2 separate regions of the Homo sapiens genome follow, and region 1 is linked to region 2. A link is a loop called in an ENCODE intact Hi-C map of the cell type or tissue named here. Cell type or tissue: Panc1. All regions are shown on one strand. Links, peaks and the distances in the headings refer to the core of each region. The heading gives the core; the rest is flanking DNA. Region 1 has its middle 52 kb from the start of LINC02265. Region 2 has its middle 22 kb from the start of RHOH.

What was found. A loop is a pair of places that touch in the nucleus more often than their neighbours do. Peaks named below come from ENCODE experiments on the same cell type or tissue, not always from the same donor. Only the 100,000 strongest peaks of a DNase experiment are listed, where the experiment ranks them.
Region 1: a loop joins it to region 2, with 2.0 times the contacts of the local background. A loop is called at or near these places in 4 of 110 quality-filtered maps.

What each region holds. Positions count from the first base shown.
Region 1 is chr4:40,250,015-40,259,727 of GRCh38, forward strand. No RefSeq gene overlaps it. Among named protein-coding and RNA genes, the nearest start is that of LINC02265, 52 kb to the right of the region's middle. RefSeq lists enhancers at 566-1,765, 8,018-8,796. In Panc1, for the core only: no CTCF peak of the experiment used is centred there; DNase peaks (open chromatin) are centred at 1,621, 5,348, 5,534 and 5,917; H3K4me3 peaks cover 222 bases; H3K27ac peaks cover 7,344 bases.
Region 2 is chr4:40,169,856-40,179,568 of GRCh38, forward strand. It overlaps a transcript of N4BP2 not described here. Among named protein-coding and RNA genes, the nearest start is that of RHOH, 22 kb to the right of the region's middle. In Panc1, for the core only: no CTCF peak of the experiment used is centred there; no DNase peak of the experiment used is centred there; H3K4me3 peaks cover 897 bases; H3K27ac peaks cover 3,192 bases.

The DNA of each region.
Region 1 (9,713 bases), core at 1,167-9,166, 81 kb after region 2:
TTAATGCTCATAACAATTCACAAGGTAGATATTCTCTTCCTGTTGATAAGACACTGAGGCTGGGTGTGGTGGCTCATGCTTGTAATCCCAGCACTTTGGGAGGCCAAGGGTGGTGGATCACCTGAGGCTAGGAGTTCAAGAACAGCCTGGATAACATGGTGAAACCCCATCTCTATTAAAAATACAAAAACTGGGCCTGGCACGGTGGCTCACGCCTGTAATCCCAGCACTTTGGGAGGCCGAGGCGGCTGTATCACGAGATCAAGAGATCGAGGCCATCCTGGCCAACATGGTGAAACCCTGTCTCTACAAAAATACAAAAATTAGCAGGGCATGGTGGCAGGTGCCTGTAGTCCTGGCTACTCGGGAGGCCAAGGCAGGAGAATCACTTGAACCCAGGAGGCAGAAGTTGCAGTGAGCCGAGATTGTGCCACTGCCCTCCAGCCTGGGGGATAGAGCGAGACTACGTCTAAAAAAAAAAAAAACAAAAGAACAAAAAAACCACAAAATGTCCCAGTTTTACCAAGTAATTTTGGCATAATTAAACTTGACCAGCTAAAAATTATATCTATAATTATATTAAGTGTTCATTACACTTGCTAATTTAAGATGGTGACAATGATCCTTGTTACATACTGCAGGGAAATGGTGATGATGAGAGCTTGGCAGTCTTCCTACGGGAGCTTCCTTTTGTCATTCTTCCCATAATAAAATCTCAGGTAATTCACGTCCCACTGTCCTGGCTGCTCTCTGCTTGCTGCCCCCACTCTTCCATTTCCATCTTTCACCTTTCCCTGCCCTCCTCTGGGCCTGGGAGACTAACCGTGTGGACTGAATCACCCGCATCTCTTCCTGCCTGGCTTCCACTTGAATTCAGCCAGTGGACACTCTGGCAGGAAATCAGAGGGTAGCAGGGGAGAACAGTTGGCTGTTTTTTCCCTATGCGTTTCTGGCTTTGGTGCTACTTATTTGGCAATAGTCATGAGTCCCTCCGTGGCTCCAGCTCCTACTGGGAAGTTTCTCTTCCATGGCTCCAGCTTCGGCCGGGCGTGGTGGCTCACGCGTGTAATCCCAGCAATTTGGGAGGCCGAGGCGGGTGGATCATGAAGTCAGGAGATCGAGCCCATCCTGGCTAACACGGTGAAACCCCGCCTGTACTAAAAATACAAAAAAAAAATTAGCCGGGCGCGGTGGCAGGCGCCTGTAGTCCCAGCTACTCGGGAGGCTGAGGCAGGAAAATGGCGTGAACCTGGAAGCCAGAGCTTGCAGTGAGCGGAGATCGCGCCAGTGCACTCCAACCTGGGCGACAGAGCCAGACTCTGTTTCAAAAAACAAAACAAAACAAAACAAAACAAAACAAAACAAAACAACATGGCTCCAGCTTCTACTGGGCTCTAGGGCAGTGCTTCCTCTCCTCGCCCTCAACCCTATGGGGGGTAATGGCTTCCTGCTGGTCCTTGTCTTTGGATGCAGCAGCATCCTTAATGTGGTCCTTTGATCCTGACCTAAGTAGTGCTTTCATTCAAGTCTCTTCATTTGAATCACCTGGAATAAATTTCATTTCCTGTAGGACTCTGAGTGATACACTCATTAGTCATCTACATAGTCTGTCATTAAATGATTACTCAAATCCCTACTGAAGGATATGAGTTGCAGGTCTGGGCAACTGCCTTTTCCTGAGCCTCAAAACCTACGAAATACCACTCTTAACATCTATTTGCTTGGAAGAGAAAGGAGGAGTTTGGTTAATTCTAATCTGAATGAACAAAAGAATAGTTCTGGGATAGCAACATTCAAAAATTGTGGATCTTCTAACAATATATTTATATTCAAGAAGCTCTGCTATTATCCATAATATATAAAGAACAACTATAAATCAATAAGAAAAATAGCCCAGTTTTAAACCGGATATTTCCCAGAAGAAAAAATACACATGACCAATAAGCACTGGAAAAGGTGCTTCTTCTCACTTGAACTCAGGGGAATGAAAACAAAACCTATCCACAAAATACCATTTTCAAACCACCATATTGGCAAGGGAATTCAAAAATATGACATTGGCTGGGCATGGTGGCTCATGCCTATAATCCCAGCACTTTGGGAGGCTGAGCCTGCCCAACATGGTGAAACCCCGTCTCTACTAAAAATACAAAATTAGCCTGGCATGGTGGCGCATGCCTGTAATCCCAGCTACTCGAGAGGCTGAGGCAGGAGAATAGCTTGAACCTGGGAGGTGGAGGTTGCAGTGAGCCGAGATTGAGCCACTGCACTCCAGCCTGGGTTACAGAGCAAGACTCTGTCTCAAAAAAAAAAAAAAAAAAAAAAAAAAAAATTAGCAGATATGGTGGCATGTGCCTGTAGTCCTAGCTACTGGGGAGGCTGAGGCAGAAGAATCACTTGAACCTGGGAGGCAGAGATTGCAGTGAGCTGAGATCACATCATTGCACTCCATCCTGGGCAACAGAGCAAGACTCTGTCTCAAAAAAAAAAAAAAAAAAAAAGAAAAAGAAAAGAAAAGCATGACACTATTGACCATTAATAAGGAAATGAAACAATAGGAACTCAGATGCTGCTTGCAGGAGTGTAAATTGGCATAAAATTTTGGCATTAGTAGTGTTGAATATCCTATACTCTTAACCCAGAAATTTCATGCTCTAGAGATATGTTGGCATAGATTTTCTGGGAGACATATACGAAAATGTTATTAGTAGCATTGTAGATAATAGCAAAAACTAGAAATGACCCAATGGCATCAACAGAGAATGGCTAAAAAATGGTGTATTCACCCATGGAATATTATGCAGCAATAAAAAAGAATACATTTTAGCTATACATATCAATATGAACGAGCATAGACAATGTTGAAAGAAAAAAGCAAGTAGTAAAATAATATATGGAGTATGATTTCACTTATATGAAGTTCAAATGCAAGCAAAACATAATAGTGTTAGGGTTAAAAATGGTTTTCTGCCAAGTGTGATGGCTCACGCCTGTAATCCCAGCACTTTGGGAGGCTGAGGCAGGCGGATCACGAGGTCAAGAGATGGAGACCATCCTGGCCAACATGGTGAAACCCTGTCTCTACTAAAAATACAAAAATCAGCTGGGCGTGGTGGCGCATGCCTGTAGTCCCAGCTACTCAGGAGGCTGAGGCAGGAGAATTGCTTGAACCAGGGAGGGGGAGGTTGCAGTGAGCTGAGATCGCGCCAGTGCACTCTAGCCTGGAGATAGAGCGAGACTTCGTCTCAAAAAAAAAAAAATTGTTTTAAACACAGAAATCATTAAAGTAAGTGATTACCTCTTCTGGTCCCGGGGTGTCACAGGTATTGGTAATGTTCTATTTTTAAGTTTGGGACATAGGCACTTGAGTGTTCATTGATTTTTTCCTATTATTTATTCTTCAAAATATCCAGATATATTTTATGTATTCTTTTGTGTGTATGATATAATTAATTAAAAAAATTTAAAGTTTGGGTTCTAAAGCAAAACTGTCTGAACTTGAATCTCAGCTCTGCCACTCACTAGGCTCTACAGCCTTGTGTAAGTTAACTAACCTCTTTGTGTGTCAGTTTCCTCATCTGTAAAATGGAGAAAATAACATAGTGAGCATTAAAGGAGCTAATGTGGGTAAAGGCTACACTATGTCTAGTACAATAAATGGCAGCTATGTCATTCTACTGTTATACACCTCAGAGCTGGCAGGATTCTACTGTTTATGGATGAAGACACAGGTATTGAGACCATTGCCTGACCTGCCTAAGCCCACAAATTGGTGGTAGACCCAGACCACCTCACTCGTCCTACTCTTTGCTGCTCTTTTCTGTAAACTTCCTAAGAAGAGAGGAACCTGGGGTTTTTACTTGTTCGCTTTTCATACACTTGCTTTTCAACCCATGTTTGCTGTACTTGAATTCTTTCTAGTATTGTTTCTTAGCACAAATAGGTAACTTTCAATATCTCACAGAAGGGATCAACAGAGGCTCAGTCCCTTATCGTATGTGAAGACATCTCCATTCACTTGTTTATTTACTCAGAATGTACTGAGTTCTTTAGGTTCTTTACGGGGTTTATTCAGAGAAAGTGGAGGACTCAGTGACTCACAGAGCATCTCTCCATAGCTGGACTTGCCGTGTTGTTTCCTAATTATTTACTTGTGTTTCTATCATTGCACCTTGGCCTTAGTGTCAAGCTGTGCAATAGCCAAAGTTCCCGCTTTCATAGAGTTTAAGGATTTAATTAGGGATAGGGGTGTGAACAGTAGTTATAAAATAAACAGATAAGATCAATGTAGCTGGGTGCAGTGGCTCACGCCTGTAATCCCAGCACTTTGGGAGGCCGAGGCGGGTGGATCATGAGGTCAGGAGATCGAGACCATCCTGGCTAACACAGTGAAACCCTGTCTCTACTAAAATACAAAAAATTAGCCAGGCATGGTGGTGGGCGCTTGTAGTCCCAGCCACTTGGGAAGCTGAGGCACGAGAATCGCTTGAATCCAGGAAGCGGAGGTTTCAGTGAGCCGAGATCATGCAACTGCACTCCAGCCTGGGCGACAGAAAGAGACTCTGTCTCAAAAAAAAAAAAAAGAACAATGAACAATGTAGATGGATGTTCGGTGCTATTAAGAAAATAAATTAGGAAAAGGGAGAGAGGATATTTAGCATTTTGGTAGGATAGGGAGGCCTGATAGAGCAGAGGCCCGAATGATGTTGACAGACCACATCAGTGATCTGGTTTTAACACAAACAACCTCTTTGTAAAAGAAAGCAGGCTTAGGTTTTTCCCTATTGCCCTGCGAGGGACACACATGCTTTTTACCATGATGAGTGTTCAATATTGCACAGCACCCTCCAGCAGTGACTGCCTTCATTGGGGATTCTAATCCATCTGTCTGCCTGCTGGGAATGACTGAATTGGGGCAGTTTGAGGGGATGGATTATCAAATAGAGCAGAACAGAAAATTGGCATGATTCATAGAACCAGGGTGGTGCTGGGGGGTTACACAGGCAAGCGGTTTCTAATGGATTCTGCACAAAAGGAAGGAAATGACTAGAACTCAGGGCCTACATAGGACTCAGAGTGAAGACCTCGCCTGCAGGGCCCTGAGGAGAGATTCCAAGAATCTGCAGGCTGAGCATGTGTGCTTGTGGCAGCACAGGGTTGAGAAGCAGCGAGGCTGCAGCTTGCTGGAGCCCAACTATTGATGCAGTTGAACGTCCTTTGTAGCCTTGTTTAAATAGAACATAATAAGGCGGCACAGTCTGTCTGTAGAACTTTTACACTAATTGAAACAGATATGGGTGCAATTTACAAGTGAGTCACCAGAGCTAACCCAAGGGCAGTTGTTGCATCGTAGATCTGTTGTCTTGGGGAATTGACTTACTGAGGTGTTGGACTGAAGATATTTTTTTAAAAAGTTTTCAGACAGCCCTAGGTAAATCACTGCACATGTGTACTTCTCAAATACATCTCCTCCCTCTCCCCTTTCTCTTCCTCCTCTTCATCGCTTCTGTCTGCAGCCCGGGGGTACCTCTCTCACCCAACTTTGATTGCTCTAGCATCAAACAGTGCTGTGCCCATAGTAATGCTGAACCACATTTCTTAAGTGAATCAATCCTCACAGTCATCAACTCCACACATTAATTCATTTAGTACTTTAAAATTTTCCAAAGTGCTTTTCCTTGTCTTATTATAACAATTGCCAGCATTTGGTCAGCACTCTAGAGGTTATAAAGTACTTTGTGTACACTGTCTCCTATGACATCACAGCAATGCTGTGGGTTATTATTACTTGACTCATTTTGCAGGCAAGGAAGCTAAGGTTCAGGAATGCTAAATGACTCATCTGTGACCATGTAACTAATGCTTGGCAGAATCAGGATTTGTACTTAGATCTCTTGCTCCAAACTCCCTTTTTTCCATTCGATGATGCTTTCATCTGATGCTCTGGATGACCCTGTGAGGTGTTAGTGTAAGAGATGAGGTCCAGGAGGGTGACATGGCTCATCCAGGCCACACACATGCACTCACTGACCAGAAGTGAGGTCTTCCATCCAAGCCTTGGCTGTCACTATTTTCACCCTTATTGTCAGAGCATATTTTTTTAACTGAACCCACTTACTGTGTGGTTGTCTGCTAGGCATTCATTGAGTAAACAGATATTGATGCTATCTCTGTTTAACAAATGGAAAAGTCAGAAAGAAGGAAATAATCCATAAATCCAGGCCTCAAACTGTATTTACCTTACTTCTCTGGATACTGCATGCAAACCCATACAATTTTTTTTTAATCTCTTGTTAGTGTAGATCCTTTCATTGAGCTCAAACCTAAATCAACATGGCAGAACATTTTCCCCGGCTTCTCTGTTATTTACTGGACTCCCATTTTTTGGAGTTGAAGGGGACCTCAGGGAGGATTTAGCCCAATCCTATCATCTTACAGATGAAGAAACTGACTCTCCTCTTTGCCCAAGACACACAGATGGCTTTGGGCAAGTCGGGACTTGAGGGCCAGGCTTTGGCTCCCAAGGGCTCTCACTTGTTCCTGCAGGCCTCAGAACTTCCAGCCTCTAACATGGAGCTTTGGACTCTGCCTATTCGTTTCAGGTTTCTGTGATGGAAGTTTAAAGGCTGCTGGGTGTGGTGGCTCATGCCTGTAATCCCAGCGTTTTGGGAGGCTGAAGCGAGCAGATCACCTGAGGTCAGGATTTCCAGACCAGCCTGGCCAACATAGTGAAACCCCGTCTCTACTAAAAATACAAAAGTTAGCTGGGCGTGGTGGCAGGCACCTGTAGTCCCAGCTACTTGGGAGGCTGAGGGAGGAGAATCACTTGAACCCAGGAGGGAGAGGTTGCAGCGAGCCAAGATCATACCACTGCACTCCATCCTGGGTGACAGAGAGAGACTCCATCTCAAGAAAAAAAAAAAGAAAGAAAATGTCAGAGACAAAGGCTAGCACATGAAACCAGTGAGTAGAGAACAGGAAGACACAGGACACGCCAGCCAGCCAGAGGCACTGCCTGGCTTATTAGCAATAAGCTCAACTGCTAGAGCTGTGTGTCCTGAACAACTCAGGCTGGGGCTTTGTGTGTTCAGGGGCACCCCAGAGATACTCTCCCACCCCTTTCCCCAAATGCTCCTCAGGAAAATCTGCAATCTAGCCTGGTTGGCACAAGTGAAAGAAATCATAACGGAAAGAGATTCTTTATATTGATGTCTTTCTATGTCTATCCTAAGAAAACCCACAGATATTGCACATTCATTGGTGAAAAGATTAGAAGCAATGAAACAAAATGATAATAAAAAACACTTCAATAGCTACTGTTACATCTTTTTTTGTCTCTACCATTCCAGACTTTTTCTTATCCACATATGTGTGTATTTTTACAAAAATAGGTTCGTATGGTGCAATCTGATTTGCAATCTACTTTTTTCATTTATTATATTGTGAACAGCTTTCAGTATCAGTATGTTAACGAATATACATACTCCTACACTGTGTAATGGCAGTGTGTTAGCCTAGATTTTTCCAAGGAACCTGTAACCATGTTTGTTAATTGTATCCATGGGCTTCTAAGGGGTGTGTGTGTGTGTGTATGTGTGCATGCACACATGCATATATATATATACACACACACAAATAGATATATACATACACATATATAAATAGCCTTGCTTAGACTCATAGTAATAACCTCAGATATATCCAGCACTATGTACTTTACATATATTAATTTATTTACTTATTGTAAGCACCCAAGATAAAAGTAGAATTTTCATCCACCCTTTACAGATGAGGAAACTTACTCAAGGTAAGACACTGGCATGTGGTAGAGTCAGGATTCAGTCCCGGCAACCTGGCCCCCAGCCTGGCCTCCTGACTACCACCCTTCCAATAATGGGCCCACCTATTGGGTTGCACATTCTAACTCCTTGGTTACATAAACTGGGAGGGCTTATAGGGAACATCCCAATCCTGGAAAGAAAAATCTTAGTATGACAGATGTAAAGTCCAGAGAGTTTTGTTTTTTTTTTCTGAGTCTTACTCTGTTGCCCAGGCTGGAATGCAGTGGTGTGATCTTGGCTCACTGCAACCTCCGCCTCCCGGGTTCAAGCAATCCTCCCACCTTAGCCTCCTGAGTAGCTGGGATTACAGGTGTCTGCCACCATGCCCAGCTAATTTTTGTATTTTTGGTAGAGACAGGGTTTTACCATGTTGGCCAGGCTGGTCTCCAACTCGTAACCTCAGGTGTTCTGCCTGCTTCGGCCTCCCAAAGTGCTGGGATTACAGGCATGAGCCACCGCGCCTGGCCACAGAGATTTCTTTAACTTCCTTTCAAGTCACCTGCACGTTCCTTCCAGAGTGTGGCGACCATCGGCCGGCTCTCCTCTCTCTGTCTTTGCTGCTCCTTCGCATCCCCACCCCGGCCTCCATCTTTTTCTGCCGTCCTTCTCTGCCTTTCCTGCAAGGTTGGCCTCCATGGTGAAGGTGCTGTATCAGATTCCCTTTGTCCCCGGAGGAGGCTCAAGCCTTGCGGATGACCCAGAGTAGAACAGCTAGGAAACCAACACGCCTCCCTCTTGATACTCTTGACACCAGTCAGAAGAAACTGCTGTGTGTTTTAGGCTCGCCTAGTCACTTTCCTCCATTTTAACAGACTTCCCCCCAGGAAGAAAGGGGAGGGGGCCGAGGGGAGGAAGGAAAGGAGTGGGGAAGGGGGGAAGAAAACCCCCATCCTGCCACAACACCGAGCCTCGGATTTCGCTCTGCTTCGATGCTAAGGTCTCTGATTCTCCCTGGTTCTTTCTGAAGCTTGGGGGTGGGGTAGGGAGAACACGTGCTGAGGCTTCAAGCTGCAGCACGGCTCTAAGAAGCTTCAGATGGGGAACCCTGAATGGACACCTCTAACTTCCCTCTCCTCCAGAAAAAGACTGGTCAGCTGAGGTGGGGCTGTTGTTAGGTTTGACTGGCTAAAAGTTTGTGTAGAGGGGACTCAGGGTTCCTTTCTCTGCCAGGGCATTTTCTTAGGAATGGAACCTCTCAGCTGGGCACAGTGGCTCACGCCTGTAATCACAGCACTTTGGGAGGCCGAGGCAGGCAGATCAAGGGGTTCAAGAGATCAAGACCATCCTGGCCAACATGGTGAATCCCCATCTCTACCAAAAATACAAAAACATTAGCTGGGCGTGTTGGCACACATTTGTAATCCCAGCTACTCGGGAGGCTGAGGCAGAAGAATTGCTTGAACCCAGGAGGGGCAGGCTGCAGTGAGCTGAGATCGAGCCACTGCACTCCAGCCTGGTGACAGAGAGACTCCATCTCAAAAAAAAAAAAAAAAAAAAAAAAAGGGAATGGAACCTCTCATATGCTGAAGTCTGCCCTTCCCAGCGGGTCTATTATCATCTGATTAACTGCTGTGGTGAAGAATCTTAAAATAAAACAAACAAACAAAACCCAATCACTACAGCTGTATACTGTTTAAAAGCACAGTGAATTCCAAGTCGGGGGGGTGAGGGGGAAGGACAAAGAATTCGTAGGAAAAAAAAAGAAAAAACAAAAACCAAGAACATATTAAAATGTAAATCTATTTTTTTATTATTATTATGACGCGGCATCGTCTTGGGTAAATACCCAGGGTTCATCATCTTGCGCCAAGAAGATTCAGGACATGCACACACACAAGGAATTTAGGAGTGGAGGTTTAATAGGCAAAATAA
Region 2 (9,713 bases), core at 638-8,637:
TCGGGAGGCTGAGGCAGAGAATTGCTTGAACCTGGGAGGCAGAGGTTTCAGTGAACTGAGATTGCACCATTGCACTCCAGCCTGGGTGACAGAGCAAGACTCAATCTCAAAAAAAAAAAAAAAAAGTAAAATAACCATAAAAGAAAATAGAGGAGGAAATTAAGAAAAGACTCATATTAATGAAATTTAGAAAAGATAAAAAAATCTCTGAAAAAAGAGAAACGTCTTATGAATTTGAGGGTAAAAAGCTTTTAAAAATTAAAATATACATTTAACTCAATAATTGTGTCTATAATTTTCATGGAAATAAAAACATAAATTTCAAGATATATACCCTTAATCATTCAGTTTTTTTAGGGGGCCTACTTACTATGTACACTGGTCATCCCAACTTAAGAGTCCATTGTGGTAATATATTTAAAGATTACAAATAAAAAAGAAAATGAATTAGGTAGTTGTCTAATAAGAGCACATGCAGGATGGCCGGGTGTGGTGGCTCACGCCTGTGATCCCAGCACTTTGGGAGACTGACGCAGGCAGATCACTTGAGTTTAGGAGTTGAAGACCAGCCTCGGCAACATGACGATACCCTGTCTCTACAAAAAATACAAAAATTAGCCGGGTGTGGTGGTGCGTGCCTTTAGTCCCATGCGCCACCACAGTCCCACTCTACTTGTGGGGTGCTGAGACAGGAGGATAGCTTGAATCTGGGAGGTTGAGGCTGCAGTGAGCTGAGTGGTGCCACTGAACTCCATCCTGGGTGACCAAGTGAGACCCTGTCCCCCAAAAGAAAAAGCACATGCAGGAGCTCAGTGGACCTCATCCATTTTTGTGTTCTAATTGGAAATTGTTGACTACCTTTTTTCAGCTGTATCTTTTTGGCCAGATGTTACCAAATGAGATCATTTCCTGTTCAATAGCTCTATCAGGTTATGCATTAACTTAAATGATTGAGTTAATATGTCATGGGCCATTTAAGACAGTGCAATTGTATTTCACATATCCTCATTTTGCTCAATGATGTATTTTCTATTTTGGTTCCTCTTTGATATGTTGGAAAGGGATTGAAACTAGGAGATAAGTGATATGGAAAAGGCTTTTACATGTTTATGATTGAGAGATTTATTTACTTTCTTGGCAACTTGTTTGAGAATACAGTTTTAATATTTCAGCAAAAGCAGATTGGTGTATATTTTATTTAGGGATGCCCAGTTTAATGATTGTATCAGTTATATTGGAGTTTGGTCAAGGCATTTAGGTATATTTAGCCTATCTTGCTAGGTTGCATATTTAAAGGACTGGGCTTCCACTTTTCTCAGTCTATCTTCTGCCCTTCGCAAGTTCTTCCAACGTGAAGTGCCAGGGCATGCTGTCACTTTCATCGTTTGTCCATCCCTTCTGCCAAAAACTAGCCAGGAAACCAGGAGACGAGCTCTAGGAGAAGGCTGCCAATACCACTGGCAGAAAGAGAGTGCCATCTTGTTTTCTACTTATTGCTGTTGAGCCTGGTGTTGGTGCTACCTTTGCTTCCCAGGGTAATGCTGTGTGGTGATTCCCGTGCAACATGGCCAGAGAAGCATTTCAGTGTTGTCTGATGACACTTAGGTTCAGCTTTGGATCATCCCCTGTGATGTGGCTGGGTGTTATGGCTTGAATTATGTTCCCCCAAAATTCATATGTTGAAGTCCTAACCCCCAGTACTCCTGAATGTGATCTTAATTGGAGGTATTCTTTACAGAAGTAATCTAGTTGGATTAGTCAGGGTTCTCTAGAAGGACAGAACTAATAGGATAGATATCTACATAAAGGGGAGTTTATAAGGAGTATTGACTCATATGATCACAAGGTGAGACCCCACAGTAGGCCATCTGCAGGCTGAGGAACAAGGAAGCCAGTCGAGTTCCAAAACCTCAAAAGTGGGGAAGCTGACAGTGCAGCCTTCTGTCTGTAGTCAAAGTTCCAAGAGTCCCAGAGCTGATGGATGTGGAGTCTGATGTTCGAGGGCAGGAAGCATCCAGCACAGGAGAAAGATGGAGGCCGGGAGACTAAGCCAGTCTAGTCTTTTTCTGAGATGGAGTCTCACTCTGTCGCTCAGGCTGGAGTGCAGTAGGCGCGATCTCAGCTCACTGCAACCTCCACCTCCTGGGTTCAAGTGATTCTTGTGCCTCAGCCTCCTCAGTAGCTGGGATTATAGGCATGCGCCACCACACCTGGCTAATTTTTTGTATTTTTAGTAGAGATGGGGTTTCATCATGTTGGCCAGACTAGTCTCGGTCTTGAACTCCTGACCTCAAGTGATCTGCCCACCTCGGCCTCCCAAAATGCTGGAATTTACTGGTGTGAGCCATCACACCCTGCCAACAATCTAGTCTTTTCATGTTCTTCTGCCTGCATTTATTCTGGCAGGCAGATTAGATTGGCAGCTGATTAGATTGTGCCTACCCAGATTGAGGGTGAGTCTGCCTTTCCCAGTGCACTGACTCAAATTTTAATTTCCTTTGGCAACATCCTCACAGACACCCCCAGGAACAACACTTTGCATCCTTCAATCCAGTCAAGTTGACACTCAATATTAACCACCACACAAGTTAAAATGGGGGTAATTTGGGTGGACCCTAATCCAATGTGACTGGTGTCCTTATAAAAAGGAGGAATTTGGACACAGAGATAGCCACAGAGGGAAGATGATGTGAAGAGACACAGGAAGAAGACACCACACAGGCAAGGAGAGAGGCCTGGAACAGCTGCCTCCCTTGCAGCCCTCAGAAGGCACTAGCCCTGCTGACACTTCGATTTTGGAATTTAGCCTCCAGAACTATGAGATGATAAATTTCTCTGAAGCCACCCATTCTGTGGCACTTTGCTACTGTAGCCCTAGCAAACTAATACAGTGAGGTTGGATCAGTTCAACTCAGCAGTGTGTTTGAATCTGTGAATGACCATTTCACTGCAATCTTCCCAACAATGTGTTTTATAATATCTTAAAATCTCCAAATCTTCAGCACATGCCTGGCTAAAGTAATATTACTGTTTGTTAAATAAACAAAGGAATGGTTACATTGAATCTACGAACTTTTTTGCTTTTTTTTTGCAAAAGCACCACCCAGTATTCCCTGTAAGTATCTTTGAAATTATGTCCAGTTGACACCGCCTTGCTGTTGACAGTTTGCTCCCCTAACTTCCCCTGCCATTGTCCCCATCCCTCTACCCCCAGCCCAGAATAAAAAAGGATCTTTGTGGTCATCTAACTCTACTATCACCATCAGTAGAGGACATCTCTTGCGCATCAGGCCAACTTCCCCTTGAACCCCTTGTCCCCTTAGAGGGGCTAGTTTAGGAAACCTCTGTTCTCCCACCTCAGCAAATTGCTCAGATCCTGGGTATGGACAAATTGGCCACCCAAAATTGCAAAAGGTAGCTGATTACCCTAAATGCAGGAACTCCCTGGAAAGCACCCCATGATCACAAATAGTTTTTGCTTGAATGTAGTTGGATGAAGATGAGAATGTGATCCCTGGCAAGTTAGATGCTGTGGGAATACAACCCCTGTCCTCAAGGATTTACACAATAGCAGGAAAGAAAATAGGATACTCATTGCTATACTAGGAGGCAGCATTTGTAGTACACACTACGTGAGAGGTATGAGGGAACAGAGGAAGAAGTTCATTTTGACTGGGGCAGCCAAGTAAGGCTCATGATGATGAACATCAGATGGAGGTGAAGGGAAATACGCTCTGTGCAAGGTTAACAGTGTATTCCCAAACACACCCTTCCTTGTAAAGTGAGCCTGAAAACAGGCTGACAGTCAGTGGATATACACCAGTGCAAGTGGACCAGTTAGTCACAGTCAAAGTCAAACTGTGTTCTCACTGCAGAGAGCCTGGGCCGAACTCTTGTTAAATATTTTGCATATCACCTCTATTGGCAAACCAGTATTTCCTTTTCTCTGCGTTATCACTTTCTCTTTCCTCTCTCTGCTCCCCTGTCCTCTCCTTTTACCTCCCTTTTCTTTTCTCATTTCTTTTTTTCTTTTTCCTGAACTGATGGCAAGAAATAGAAAGTACGGATTTGAAGTTTTACTCATAAACTTTTCTGGGCTTATTTCTAATTATAAAAGTAATAATGCTTGTGAGAAAAAAACACTAAAACTACAAAAAAAGGTATAAAGCAGAAGAAATTTGAAGTCTTTATTAATCTCATTGAAAACAAACAACTGGATAGCTATTGTCAAAAAGACGAGAGGCTGGGTACAGTGGCTCATGCCTAATTCCAGCACTTTGGGAGGCTGAGGCGGGAGGATTGCTTGAGTCTAGGAGTTCGAGACCAGCCTGGGCAAAATAGCAAGACACTGTCTCTACAAAAAATAAAAAAATTAACCCGATGTGGTAGTGCATGCCTGTAGTCCCAGCTGCTTGGGAGGCTGAGGCAGGAGAATCACTTGAGCCTAGGAGATGGAGGCTGCAGTGAGCCGTGATCATTTAAAGAAATTAAAAATAGAATTACTAGATGAGCCAGCAATCCCTCTTCTAGGCATATACCCAAAGAAAATGAAATTACCACCTCATGAAGATATCTGGACTCCATGTTCATTGCAGCATTACTTACAGTAGCCAGGATGTGGAAACAACCTAAGTGTGTGTTGAAGAATGGATTAAAAAAACTGCTGGCCAGGTGCGGTGGCTCACGCCTGTAATCCCAGTACTTTGGGAGGCTGAGGTGGGTGGATCATTTGAGGTCAGGAGTTTGAGACCAGCCTGGCCAACATGGTGAAACCCTGTCTCTACTAAAAATGCAAAAATTAGGCGGTGTAGTGGTGCGCACCTGTCATCCCAGTTACTCGGGAGGCTGGGGCAAGAGAATCGCTTGAGCCTGGGAGGCAGGGGTTGCAGTGAGCCGAGATCGCGCCACTGCACTCCAGTCTGGGCGACAGAGTGAGATGCTGTCACAAAACAAACAAAACTGTGCTTAGTGTTCACAGCAGTTTGGGAGGAAAAAAAGAAAAACTGTGCTATAGATAGACTCTGGGATATTATTCAGCCTAAAAAAAAAAAAAAGGAGATCCTGCCATTTGCTGCCACGTGGGAACCTGAAGGACATTATGTTAAGTAAAATAAGCCAGTCACAGAAAGAAAAGTACTGCTTGGTCTCACTTGCATGTAAAATTTTGTTTTGTTTTGTTTTTTCAAAGACAGTCTCATTCTGTTGCCCAAACTGGAGTGCAGTGGCACAATGAGAACTCACTGCAGCCTAGAATTCCTGGCCTCAAGCAATCCTCCTGCCTCAGCCTCCCTAGTAGCTGGGACTATAGGTGCATGCCACTGTGCCTGGCTAAGTTTGTTTTTTTTATGGTAAAGACAGGGTCTCGGTGTGTTACCCATGTTACCCAGGCAGGTTTGGAACTCCTGGCCATATGTGCGTCAGCTTCCCAAAGTGCTAGGATTATAGGCATGAGCCACCAAGCCTGGTATATATGTGAAATATAGAAAAAAAAAAAAAAAAGCCAAATATACAAAGACAATAAAATAGTGATTACCTGGGGCAGGGTGGGAGGTAGGAAGTAGGGAGATAGAGGATGGGGGGATACAAAGTAGCAGACACCTGGGATGAACCAGTCTGGAGATCTGATGCAAAACATGAGAACTGTAGGTAATAATAATGTATTGTATTCAAAAGAAAAACAACTGGCGGGTCACTGAGGCTCATGCCTGTAATCCCAGCACTTCGGGAGGCCGAGGTGGGCGGCTCTTCTGAGACCAGCCTGGGCAACAAGGCAAAGCCCTGTTTCTACCAAAAAATACAAAAAGTAGCAGGGCGTGGTGGCGGGCGCCTGTGGTCCCAGCCACTCGGGAGGCTGAGGCAGGAAAATCGCTCTCAAACTCAGGTAACGGAGGTTGCAGTGAGCCGAGATTGCGCCCCTGCACTCCAGCCTGAGCAACAGAGACTCGTCTCAAGAAAAAAAAAAAAAAAAAAAAGGCCTGTATTCCCAGCACTTTGGGAGGCCGAGGTGGGTGGATCACGAGGTCAGGAGATCGAGACCATCTTGGCTAACACGGTGAAACCCCGTCTCTACTAAGAATACAAAAAATTAGCCGGGCGCGGTGGCGGGCGCCTGTAGTCCCAGCTACTTGGGAGGCTGAGCCAGGAGAATGGCGTGAACCCGGGAGGCAGAGATTGCAGTGAGTTGAGATCGGGCCACTGCAATCCAGCCTGGGCGACAGAGCGAGACTCCGTCTCAAAAAAAAAAAAAAAAAGAGAAAGAAAAAAAACAAATTTTGATGATTTTCCTATCCAGCCTCTCTGCTGTGTATATAAACATTTAAATAGTTGTGATCATATTTTATAAATATGTATCTTTGCAATGATGAAAAATGATTTTTCATCTTGCAATGATTTTGCAAGATAAAAAAGTTAAACCATCTTTTCTGAGGTTCTAAAAAGAAATAGTTACAAACATATAATAATAACATAATTTATTTTCCTGTTGTTGGACATTCATGCTGATCAAAATCTTCACTAAGAATATGAACATCTATCCTTATTTTTGTTTCCAAAAGTAGATTCTTAGATTAATTTTTGTCCCTTATATCTCCCTTTCTTTGATTAGATCATTGTTCATCATACAAGGAGTGGAGAGTGTATAGTTTTGACAAAAGTACTCCCGAGGTGATTCTGATAAGCATGCCTCCCTCTCCCCCAACTCCAGTTAAGAAATGTAGGATTAAGGCACTGAAGTCACTCTGTGGCGACTGGGAGAAAACACGAGAACAGTAACCGTAACAAATGCCTGAATAATTGTGATACTCTTTTCTCACTGAGTTAATTATTCAAGCTCCCTGTGCTAGAATTCACAGTCAAAGCAGATGTCCCTGAGACAGCCATGTGGGAGAGGGTCCCTGAAGAAACTCCACCCAACCTGCCCACTGAGGTGGAGCCTCGGGAAGTTCATGCTGTTTGCAGCAGGGAGGAACCTGGCCCCTCCTCTTCCTGGGTAGAACCTGGGATTCAAACTGCGTGCGGGAAGCGCTCTAGCAGGAGACTCTGGCCTTTCGGGGGATCCCTGTTTTCCCCCGCTTTTTTCCCTTTTCACCCAATAAAATCCTTTTCTCATCCTTTAAACCGTCTGCAAGCCTACATTTTCGTGGCTGTGGGACGGATAAGAACCCCCTCTTTGGCGGAATTAAGGAAGAGTCCTGCAACATCAACCAAGAGTATTTTTGCAGCAGACAGCAGTGGAAAGCTAGCCTGCTTCTCTGTCTTCCAGAACTTTCCTCCAATGACCAACCTGGAGGGGGTCGTGCCTAGCTAAAGCTCAACTCTGAACACAGAATTCACACAGTATTTCATGTTTCTATTGATTATGAAAGGAAACAGATAACTAGGTTCTTTGGGAGATAACAGGTGATCTGGTACCATGCAGAGGGAAGGAAGGGAGGGAAAGGGAATTTGTAGTTGTTTTGCTTTTTAAATACTTCTTCCTGGGCCCGGCACGGTGGTTCACGCCTGTAATACCAGCACTTTGGGAGGCCGAAGCAGGTGGATCACCTGAGGTCAGGAGTTCGAGATTAGCTTGGCCAACATGGTGAAACCCCGTTTCTACTAAAAATACAAAAATTAGCTGCGCATGGTGGCAGGTGCCTGTAATCCCAGCTACTCTGGAGGCTGAGGCAGGAGAATTGCTTAAACCCCGGAGGCAGAGATTGCAGTGAGCTGAGATCAAGCCACTGTACTCCAGCCTGGGTGACAGAGCAAGACTCTGTCTCAAAAAATAAAATAAATAAGAAGAAAAAAAATAAAGACTTCTACCTCAACTAGAGCACAGACTCCGTGTGAGGATATCTGATTTTCAGTATCAAATGCTCTCATTTTCTAGTGTCAGATCCCTCATTTGTAGAGTGTAAGGCTTTGGCTCTCTTTACGGCTGCTCCCAGCTCTAATGTTCTTCCATCTTCTCTGCAGTCATCTCACATGCAGGGCTCTTTAGGGGACAGCAACTTTATTTTCACAAATCTTACATAGCCCAGGTGCCTGCATGGGTTCACTCTGTCCTTTGAATAAAATAGTCTCAAATAAATGCTTTTGTTATGAAATGAGAGCAACAGAAAACAGAAAGATGAGGCATTTAACTTAAGCAACCAGAAAAAAACAAAAACAAAAAAACAGTAAGTAGAAAGTAAGGTGCCTGTAATCCTAGCTACTCAGGAGGCTGAGGCAGGAGAATCGCTTGAACCCAGGAGGCGGAGGTTGCAGTGAGCCGAGATCATGCCACTGCACTCCAGCCTGGGTGACAGAGCGAGACTGGGTCCAACAAACAAACAAACAAAGAACCCAACAAAACAAAACAAAACAGGAGGATGAATTCTTTGCTCAGAAATGTGTACAATCTAAAAACAATCTTTACCTTTCTCTCAACTGTCAGTGTCAACACAAATGGGATAGAATCAGAAATGAATAAATTGGAAAATAATGATAAAGCAAGAGTTAGCAAGTAAAATCAAAAGTTGTTCCTTTAAGATATATAAATGTTGTAGGAAAACCTCCGGCAAGACTACTCCCCCGCCCCGCCACCAAAACAAAAAAAAAAAGAAAAGAAAAACCTTCATCTTTAGGCACAAGAAAGGTACTCACAGATATGAAAGAGATTGAAGAATTGTAACTAGTGGTACTTGGGCAGCATGTACCTTTCTGGTAGATTTCAATGATTATTAACGTGGGCATACTTTATCATTGTAAAAAACAATCACCACTCTTGGTCTTCCAGCTACCATGCTTAACAAGGACAATATCCAGCTCTCTAGATAACGAAATAAGTTGCCCAGGACAAAACAAAGTTTTGGAAAGGTTTGAACAGACTCCGTCTGCACAGTTTCCTTGAGACATGCGAAATGTGTAGGGAACGAACTTCCTTTCAATATGAGCACACATTTGCCTTCCATGGGATAAGACATGCTTAGTGCAGCTGCTGTCGGAGAGCTCTGTCAGGGCAAGACTCACAGTTGAAACTCCCTGCCTCAAGTTCTTGTATTTGCTTAAACCTGGCTGAGTTTTTGCAGCTGGTACTTCTATTTGATTTGCAGTGTGACACTGCCCTTCTCATTTTCTGTCTTTGTGGTTGCCGATTTTTCATTTTTATTGATAGCAGCAGGTGGCAGAAAGCATAAGACCATTATAAGGAATGGATGTATTTGTGGAGCATTTATTTATGGGTCCTAGTAGATATTAAAACGTTTTGGAGGCTGGGCGCAGCAGCTCATGCCTGTAATCCCAGCAGTTTGGGAGGCCGAGGCGGGCAGATCACAAGGTCAGGAGATCGAGACCATCCTGGCTAACATGGTGAAACCCTGACTCTACTAAAAGTACAAAAAAATTTAGCTGGGTGTGGTGGCTGACGCCTGTAGTCCCAGCTACTTGGGAGGCTGAGGCAGGAGAATGGCATGAACCCGGGAGGCAGAGCTTGCAGTGAGCCAAGATCGAGCCACTGCACTCCAGCCTGGGCGACAGAGTGAGACTCCATCTCAACAAACAAACAAACAAACAAACGAAAAACATTTTGGAAAACTACCATTGAGTCACAGCAAAACTAATAGTAGCTAATGTTTATTGAAATCTTCTGTGTTGCAAGAGGGTGCTAAGCAGTTGGTATGTACTAATTCATTTAATCCTCACAACAGCCATAAGAGGTGTAGAGGCTATTATTATCCCCATTTAACAGTTGA